3 separate regions of the Homo sapiens genome follow, and all the other regions are linked to region 1. The links are chromatin contacts, found by Hi-C or POLR2A ChIA-PET in ENCODE. All regions are on one chromosome and are shown on one strand. Each heading gives the region's core, a stretch centred on a gene start or an enhancer-like site at or near the end of the contact. The rest is flanking DNA. Distances are from core to core; before and after follow the strand shown. Region 1 has its middle 93 kb from the start of PDE1C. Region 2 has its middle 46 kb from the start of PDE1C. Region 3 has its middle 130 kb from the start of PDE1C.

The links. Hi-C counts contacts between places; a loop is a spot of excess contacts on that map. ChIA-PET counts read pairs that join two places held with the same protein, here RNA polymerase II (POLR2A). Pooled maps may share reads with other maps.
Region 2: a map of mammary epithelial cell shows a loop between it and region 1 (3-fold over the local background). The contact joins two enhancer-like sites. A Hi-C loop is called at or near these places in 14 of 168 maps with a recorded cell type or tissue (OCI-LY7, PC-3, Right ventricle myocardium inferior and 4 more) and 11 of 50 pooled maps. POLR2A ChIA-PET finds 5 or more read pairs at or near these places in 3 of 52 experiments (AG04449, K562 and PC-3).
Region 3: a loop to region 1 is called in a map of PC-3, with 8 times the contacts of the local background. The contact joins two enhancer-like sites. A Hi-C loop is called at or near these places in 5 of 168 maps with a recorded cell type or tissue (Calu3, MCF 10A, PC-3 and 2 more) and 3 of 50 pooled maps. POLR2A ChIA-PET finds 5 or more read pairs at or near these places in 3 of 52 experiments (A549, HEK293 and activated T-cell).

Annotation. Positions count from the first base shown.
Region 1 is chr7:32,161,384-32,164,445 of GRCh38, reverse strand. It overlaps a transcript of PDE1C not described here. Among named protein-coding and RNA genes, the nearest start is that of PDE1C, 93 kb to the right of the region's middle. RefSeq lists an enhancer at 642-1,841. Within about 2 kb of position 1,250, at least 13 of the 41 ENCODE cell types and tissues checked have a DNase peak (open chromatin) inside an H3K27ac peak, as active enhancers do; they include PC-3 and mammary epithelial cell, where a contact is called at or near this core.
Region 2 is chr7:32,114,390-32,117,451 of GRCh38, reverse strand. It overlaps a transcript of PDE1C not described here. Among named protein-coding and RNA genes, the nearest start is that of PDE1C, 46 kb to the right of the region's middle. Within about 2 kb of position 1,536, at least 2 of the 41 ENCODE cell types and tissues checked have a DNase peak (open chromatin) inside an H3K27ac peak, as active enhancers do; they include PC-3 and mammary epithelial cell, where a contact is called at or near this core.
Region 3 is chr7:32,202,861-32,205,922 of GRCh38, reverse strand. It overlaps a transcript of PDE1C not described here. Among named protein-coding and RNA genes, the nearest start is that of PDE1C, 130 kb to the right of the region's middle. RefSeq lists an enhancer at 1-782. Within about 2 kb of position 1,407, at least 2 of the 41 ENCODE cell types and tissues checked have a DNase peak (open chromatin) inside an H3K27ac peak, as active enhancers do.

The sequences.
Region 1 (3,062 bases), core at 1-2,500:
GATTTGTTGTTGGTGAAAAAAGATATGGTGTGATTGGTTATACTAATTTGAGTGTGCACTTTGGATATATAGTTTGAGTTATATTTTGATACATATTTTATATATCCTATAAGACTGGCCCTATTCTATTGCACTAAATCTTTTTCTAGTCTAGACTTATGTTTTCAATCCACCTACCCTTTTTGGATAGAAGCCATTGAAGGCACTGCTTCTCAAACCTTATGTCTAAATGAATTCCTTGGGGAATCCTGTTAAATGCAGATCCTGATTCAGTAGGTCTGGGGTGCAGCCTGTGAATCTGCATTTCTAACAAGCTCCAACTGATGCAATAGTCTGAGGACCACCACCTTCAGAGTGGTGAGACATGGGCTTTGGAATCCCACAAGTATGAATTTGCAAACAATCTTTTAAACTACATGATTTGAGTAATGCTTTTGTTCTCTTTCCTCATTTTTCACATGCAAACAGTAAAATAATGGGCTTTGGGGGCTGCTGTTAGGATTAAGTGGGCCAAAGAAGGTGACAGCCTCTAATTCTTTCTCACTTCAGTTTTTAAAACCCTGTTTGGGAGAAGACTGATCCTCTACACCCCCAACTCTTTCTTTTGTGACTGGATTATGCAGTGGGCCCCAGCCAGGGAATATGAGCCCTATGGATGCTTTGTGAGTGATGCTGGCTGTGGGCCTGACCTCCTTGGGCAGTGGTGGAAATTCTGAAGCCACTCAGTGCATTGCCCATCTCAGTTCCTTTGCTTTGAATCATGCGACTCCCAACACAGGTTGAGTTGCCAGGTTTTGATAATTTTGCACTTGGAAGAATCATGTGCTTACTCCCTACAGAGTCAGTGGGGGCTTGGTGAGCTTCTCTTCCCACTTAGGATGGACTTATTTGGGCTTTGGCAAAGGCTTTCTAGATTCTATAGATAGCTTACTAAGAATATGTTCCAGAGAGCAGAATCGCATTGAGCCAACACCCTCAGCTACGGATGAGATTAAGGCCTTGTCAGATCCCATTTAATGGATTGTGTTTTCCATGCAGAATTAAATCGTTGAACTCATCCTCATTTTGGCTTTTGGCAGTCATTTTTCCACTAGGGGCTGCTGCCAAAATGTCAGTTTCTGACTTGATTACTTTCAGGAAATGTGCAGTCTGGCTGATGATATGGCATGGTGTGGGGTAGCGTCCCCTGGAGCTTCGGCCCCGCCCTGGGATGAGTCATGGGTTAAAATTCCCAATTAGCTCATAGGAAGTCTGGTCACACATATTTTTCTATTACTGAGTGTTGCTCACCCATTGGAAACTTCTGGGGACACCTACTCTCCTGACTTAGTGTTGCCTTCCTGGAGTTATTTTTCACCTTTAGTCTTTGCAAATCCAAATCATTTGCCAAGGGGAAAAATGAAAGAATGAATTCTGAGAATTTTTAAAGCCTAGAGAAGTTTTTATTGCAACCTTGGCTTCACATAAAGGCAATATTTAGGTCTCTCTTTGTAAGTTTTTAGAGACAGATCTTCCAGTGTTAAAAAATGACCAAGTATATATGAGGTAGACACCATTCCTCTTGCATTCTTGTTGGTCCTCTCACTGGTAGTTTGGGAAGGGAGGGCTTATCTCTGTGGTGGCCATGAGAATATACCTTTCATATCTCTGATCACAGAAAGTGAACTTGACGCATGGCCTCCTAGCTTGTGTGTGGGGAAATTTATCCCTGTGATGGCCAAAGCTGTGCATCCCAGAGGAACCCATTGGAACCCATTGGCGATGACTGAGCATGGCAGGGACCCTAAGGTCAGCTGTTCCTGGGAGACATGGAACTCCTTTGATGGTGACTTTGGTGTTCAGACTCACTAACGGCCTTGCTGAACTTTTTTTAGAGCTGCAGTACAGTCTCAGACACTGCCACCCAACTTTCTTTTACTGGGAGTCAGACCTGCATCCAGGTCTGATGGCTTTCTCAGCCTCGCTCAGCTTTTTACTCATTTGTTTTTACAGATTTTACTCCAATACATTTCTTGTATGTCTAATCCTGTCTTGACATCTGCTTCTAGGAGGACCACAGTCTCCCATCACACTGCAGTTCTCTGCTGGTGCATCACTTCTAGCTTGGCACGGGGGGCATAGCTCCAATGCTACTGGCCTGGATATTCTGGGCCAGTCTGTCTATATTTAATTTTATATTTGATGCAGTATCTTCCCTATGGGCTCTAGTGGGAGGGAACATGGGGCAAGTCACAATTTTCTTTAGTATCTTGTACTTTTATTGCCTTACAGGGGATTTTGTGGAAGCATTGAGATTAAAGAAACTACAACATAAGGATAAAATTGTAATTATCCTCAAAATATGATTGTTTTCATTGTCCAAGAAAGGTTCACAAATGTTGACCTTCATACAGAAGGTCTGCTGATGGACACACCTGGCTCCTAGCCAGTGGGCTTGTCTCTAGGGCTGACTCCCCCTAGAGAATGCATCCTTTTTCCAACCAGAGCACATTCTTCTTGGGCCGTTGAGAAATCCAGGCTTCCACCCCCAGGAATGTAGCTCATCTGAGGTGTCCTCAACCCCTCAGCATATGCCTCAACCACAATAAATTTTAGCAGCACATTTTACAAAGTGTGAGTTATTCATCCTAGAATAACCCTCAGGAAGCTTTCAGTGCTGTTGGGTTGGGAGGAGGAGCGGGACACTCTTTCTGGAGCTTCCACCTAACTCACCCTGCCAATGTGAAGTGTGGATAAACTTCTCTATGTTTCCTAATTAGCAACAGGAACTGCTGTTCCAGCCCACATAAAGACCCAAAATATGCAGGGAATCCCTGAAGTTCTCTCTAAACTCTAAACAAAGGAAGTTCCTTCCTTTGAAGGAAGTGTGAAGATTTGAGATCAGCTTGGACCAAACTACCCCTGGGGGTCAGTATGGGGTGCGAGGTAAATGCACTTCTCGTCTCCAGTTGCATGAGCAATAACTTCATTGTACACAACCTGTAGACTTACAGGGAAGAGATTTTCAATAGAGTATTTGATGTGTGAAGGTAGCACCAATAAGCTATGAGGGTGGGAGCAGT
Region 2 (3,062 bases), core at 287-2,786, 47 kb after region 1:
AAACTGCTAGGGGGCTCAGTTTTATTACCTATAGAAGAGCCTAACACATCTGCATTCATAGGCCCTGAGGCCCAGAAGGAATCTCATATGTGAAATCATCGTATGAACTATACAGTTCTGGTTACATATGACATAGTTTTCTTATAGTTGTTATTATTATTAGTGGAGCGTGGCCATAGTTTTTTGTCAAATAGTTTTGAAAGCCTATCTAGACAAACTGCTTGAGATTCTTCATATTTTCCTTTTGACCTTTAAAACAAAACCTCTACAGAGGTTTGGATAGAAAGAGAAGTTGACCATATCAAAATAGGTAGAAATTTCAAGGATATTTTCCTACTGATGGGCTTCTAGATGCCTACCAAATGAAAGTTTTGATTTCTGCCTTTTGCATCTATTTACTCTGAGGAGCCAAGAGGTAGAGATTTTTCACTTGTGTAGTTGAGCAATAACTTGTGTATAAAAGTGCTTTCCCCATATGGTTCAGGAAGTCATAGTGAGATGAGGAGTGTTAACACTCTGGATGCTTATTGCCATGAAATGGTCTATAGGGTGCTGTAGATGAACTTGTCCAGAGATGTGACTAAAGCTCTGGGAAGAAATGACCATGTGATTATAAGGGACATAAGCTTTATAATTCCATAAATTTGTAGTTCTAAGCAATAGCAAAAGGGGACAAAAATTATCTAATAGGGAATGTGGACTGACAAGGCTTTCAGGTCAACCTCCTGTATTCTGGCTTCTCACTCTCTAGCTCACTGCTTCCTCAGCTTCCAGATTTTCAAGGTTACTGCACCTTCTGTGGTTTCCAACAGCTCATCATTCCTCTCTCCCCAGGTGGTGAATCAGGAGAGGAAAATACAGGTGGCAGAAAAATTCTGGCACCTTCTCTTTTGCTGTTTTACATATGTATGCACCTATTATGAGCAGGCCCCCTGCCATTTGGGGAGGTCATTAAGGTGTTTACTTGGAATAAATCTGACAAACCCCTGCCTGCTTCTTGGTTATTATGATGTGTCAGCTTTGATCAGAGGCAATAAGGACACTCTTCTCCTATTCCCCCGAGAATAGCAGGTGTATTATCTTATGGGGTTTTCTGAGTACAGTTAGAAGCATCCTTTGGCAATGAAGTAAGTATAGCTCTGTGCTAGAAGGAAGATAAGTGCATCAAGTCTTCTACAAATTGAATAGCATATAAGCATGACATTACAGTTGTAGGTGCAGAAATAAAAGGGGAAATGCATTGACTAAGATGCTATAAAATCATCACATGAAGTTTCAAAGCACCCTGTAGTTCCATCCCACGGAAGTGTCATATTTAAGGACAATACCTTAATTGTGCTTATGCCTTTCTAATGTTTTAGGAATCTTAAGGGCTTGGTCTAAGAAAATTCTTTTTAAAGTCTCTCATTGTTTCTCTTTGTAGTATCCCAATTTCCTGAGATTTTTCTCATACTTGAGTAGACCTCTTTCACCCATGCCATTTTTTCCCTGCCATCTTGGTCTCTTAGTCATGCACAACTTTGTGTGATGGATTGCTGACAAGTCACATCTTTCCCCTGGGCAAAGTCTCACTGGGGGTAGAATTCTTGCCTCTGATGACAGTTCTCTTCAGAATCTGTCTGTATAGTTTTCATTCTTTCTTTCCTCAGAGAGCTGGGGACAAAGAAGAGAAGCTAAAAGGGCAAAGGAATTGGGGAATGAAGTCTCCTACATTTATAATTGTATCCCATAATGATTAAACTGTTACACTATTGTCGACCAACTATTTGGCAGATTGTCTAAAGTTGTTGGCATTTTGGCTTATATTTTCTTTTTTTATTGTACTTTAAGTTCCGGGATACATGTGAAGAATGTGCAGGTTTGTTATATAGGTATACATGTGCCATGGTGGTTTGCTGAACCTATTAATCAGTCATCTAGGTTTTAAGGCCCGCATGCATTAGCTATTTGTCTTGATGCTCTCCCTCCCTCACTCCCCTCCCCTCAACAGGCCCTGATGTGTGTTGTTCCCCTCCCTGTGTCCACATGCTCTTATTGTTCAACTCCCACTTATGAGTGAGAACATGCGGTGTTTGGTTTTCTGTTCCAGTATTAGTTTGCTGAGGATGATGACTTCCAGCTTCATCCATGTCCCTGCGAAGAACATAATCTCATTCTTTTTTTATGGCTGCATAGTATTCTGTGGTGTATATGTACCACATTTTCTTTATCCAGTCCATCACTGATGATGGGCATTTGGGTTGATTCCATGTCTTTGCTATTGTAAATAGTGCTGCAATAAACATACGTGGGCGTGTTTATTTATAATAGAATGATTTATATTCCTTTAGGTATATACCCAGTAATGGGATTGCTGGGTCAAATGGTATTTCTGGTTCTAGATCCTTGAGGAATCACCACGCTGTCTTCCACAATGGTTGCACTTATTTACATTCCCACCAATAGTGTAAAAGTGTTCCTATTTCTCCATAGCCTCGCCAGCATCTATTGTTTCTTGACTTTTTAATAATTAGCATTCTGACTGGCATGAGATGATATCTCATTGTGGTTTTGATGTGCCTTTCTCTAATGATCAGTGATGTTGAGCTTTGTTTCATGTTTGTTGGCTGCATAAATGTCTTTTTTTTGAGAAGTGTCTGTTCATATTCTTTGCCCACTTTTTGATGGGGTTGTTTATTTTATTCTTGTAAATTTGTTTAACTTCCTTGTAGATTCTAGATATTAGACCTTTGTCAGGTGGGTAGATTGCAAAAATTTTCGCCCATTCTGTAGGTTGTTCACTCTGATGACAGTTTCTTTTGCTGTGCAGGAGCTCTTTAGTTCAATTAGATCCCATCTGTCAATTTTAGCTTTTGTTGCAATTGCTTTTGGCATTTTCCTCATGAAATCTTTGCTCATGCCTGTGTCCTGAATGGTATTGCCTAGGTTTTCTTCTAGGGCTTTTATGGCTTTGGGCTTTACATTTAAGTCTTTAGTCCATCTTGAGTTAATTCCAAAGGTGTAAGGAAGGGGTCCAGTTTCAGTTTTCTGCATATGGCTGGGCAGTTTTCCTAGCACCACTT
Region 3 (3,062 bases), core at 158-2,657, 41 kb before region 1:
CATAGTTTGTTCCTTAAGATTTTCAGATGTGTCCGGAGTTTCTTCATTCTGATGGGTTCACGATCTTAATGACTCCAGGGGTGAAGCTGCAGACCTTGGCAATGACTGTTACAGCTCTTAAAGGTGGCATGTCTGGAGTTGTTTTCCTTGGGGTTGCTTCATGGTCTCGCTGGCTTCAGGAGTGAAACTGCAGAATGAGTGTTACAGCTCATAAAGGTAGTGCAGACCTAAAAAGCCAGCAGCAGGAAAATTCATTGCAAAGGGGGAAGGAACAAAGCTTCTGCAGGGCACAAGCAGACCCAAACGGGTTGGCTGGGGGGTTGGCCTGCTTTTATTCTCTTTTTTGGCTCCACCCACATCCTGCTGATTGGTCCATTTTACAGAGTGCTGATTGGTCCGTTTTACAGAGTGCTGATTGGTCCATTTTACAGAGTGCTGATTGGTCCGTTTTTACAGAGTGCTGATTGGTGCATTTACAAACCTTTAGCCAGACACAGAGCACTGATTGGTGCATTTACAATCCTTTAGCTAGATAGAAAGGTTCTCCAAGTCCTCACCCAACCCAGAAGCCCAGCCAGATTCACCTCAATGCTAGAGCTTATTTCCAAGTTGTTGTGGATGATCACATGCAAGGGTGAATGTTAAAATACTTGAAAACATGTGACGTGGTCACTGAACATCAGAACAGATGCTGGTCATGGACTATGTGAAGGACTAGAGTCCAGGAGACCCCTGACAGGACAGACATGGACCCTTTAATTGCTGGATGAAGCTGGGGCAGCAGAGGTGGATATTGGCCCTGATAACCTGGAATTCATTATATGAAGCACAGGGACTGTATACCACAAGCGCTCAATAAGTGTGGCTGGTTGTTATTACCTTGAGTTTTCAGCCTTCCTCCCCTCTCTTCTTCCCTTTTTTCTTTAATTTCATATATACTTATTGAAGACTTTTCTGTTCTTCTGTGAGCCATGGAGATAACACAGATGAGTTGGTTTGTCTTCAAAGGGTTTGCAGTCTAATTAGGGAGACAGAAGTGACTACTACAATACAGCATGTGGAAGGAAATGCTAGCAATTGGTAGGAGGAGCTGGGAGAGTCAGAACGGGGACGCTTCAGCCAGCCTGGTGTGGAGGTGAATTCAAGGGAGTCCTCCTGGAGAAAGTGAGCATTAGCTGAGGCTTGAGGGTCTGAATGGGGATAATAGGTAAAAAAGGTAACTTCTAATCTTCATTGGAAAAAACTCCAAATACCACATGTAAGGGAATGAAGGCCACATGTAGTGTTCAGACGTGGCCACATGTAGTGTTCAGACGTGGCCACAGTGTGGCAGAAAAAGCCCAGATTTTGGTGGCATCCCTCTCCTCTAGAGGACGTAAAAGACGCTGCATTCAGTGCATTGGACAGAGCTTCTGTCAGGAGTCCAGGGCATTGGAGGAGCCCGAGCGAGGGAGACAGTGCCCACAGAGCTCTTGTGGCTGGGCAGCTGTATGCTGGAGTTCTGGTTGCTTTCCTGAGGGAGGACTAATTTCTCCCCCAAGATGAGCAATCGTGGACAAGAAAATACAAAAGTCCTCCCTTATCTGCGGTTTCACTTTCCCAGTTTTGTTACTTGTGGCTAATAGCGGTCTGAAGATATGAAATGGAAAATTCCAGGAATAAACAATTCACAAGTTTTGATTTGAGTGCTGCTCTGAATAGCGAGATGAAATCTCACTCTGCCCCACCCACGATGTTAATCCTCCCTTTGTCCAGTGGATCCATGTGTAGATGCTACCTACACGTTAGTGACTTAGGGGCCCTCTCGTTTATCAGATTGCAGTGCTTGTGTTCAAATCACCCTTATTTTATTTAGTAATTGCCTAAGTGCAATTTCTAAGTGCACTTAGTAAAAAGTGCAAGAGTACTGATGCTGGCAATTTGGATACACCACAGAGAAGCCAGCAAGTGCTTTCTTTAAGTGAAAAGGTGAAAGTTCTTGACTTAATAAAGAAAAAAACTGTATGCCAAGGTTGCTGAGATCCACAGGGAGAGCGAATTTTCTATCTGTGAAACTGTAAAGAAGGAAACAGAAATTCGTGCTAGTTTTGTTGTTGCACTAAAGCTGCAAAAGTTATGGCCACAGGACAGGATAAGTGCTTAGTTAAGATGGAAGTGTTATTAAATTTGCGGAGGGTAGACATGAGCAGAATCGTGTTCTGATTAACAGCAATCATGTTAGGCACCATCCCTGGTTTCAGGCAGTTGTTGGAACGTACCCCCTCGGATAATGGGGGACTACTATAGCGGTATCAAAAGCAATAAGAAAATAGAGATTAATTAAGAATCCAGGTATTTTTGGAAATAGATTTTCCTGTGAAAGAGCTGGAGTACTTAGGGTGGATGGGGGAGTGAAGCAAGGGGCGGCCCTTCGTATTTTTGTGCTGGGTGAATGATCACCTTCCCTCTGCAGAGATGGGAAATGGAAGGCAGAGATGTGCAGTGGGGTGATCGCTGGGGTTGGTTGAAATAGAGGGAGGCAGCACCTATGACATGGTGATGCCATGTATGGAGCCCCAGAGGGAACTCAAAATCATGTCCGAGACAGTGCTAGAGTTCAGCCAGGGAACTTTACTAGATCAGTTGTTATGGCTAGGAGGGTTGGTGACAAAAGAAGGGAGCTTGAACTGGGGATGGATGAAGACAAAAAGAAGAAGAAGAAATATGTGGGAGGAACGACTGAGAAATGCCATGAGTGGGGGACTGTGTGGCTGGTGGCTGGGCTTTCAGTGTTCTCGGGGGCATGTACTACGTTTGAGACAGAACCATATAAGGGATCCAGGACAGATGAGATCACGTACATGTAGGGTGCTATGGCAAGCAAAATAGTCAAACTAATAGAAATGCAGAATTGGATGGTGTTTGCTAGGAGCTGGGTGTGGGGAGGAGCAAACAGGAAGTTGTTGCTCCATGGGTATAAAGTTTCTATTATGTAAGATGAATAAGATGTGGAGACCTGCTGTACAACATAATCCCTGTAGTTAACAATATGGTATTGTTCACGTTAAAATACATTAAGAGGA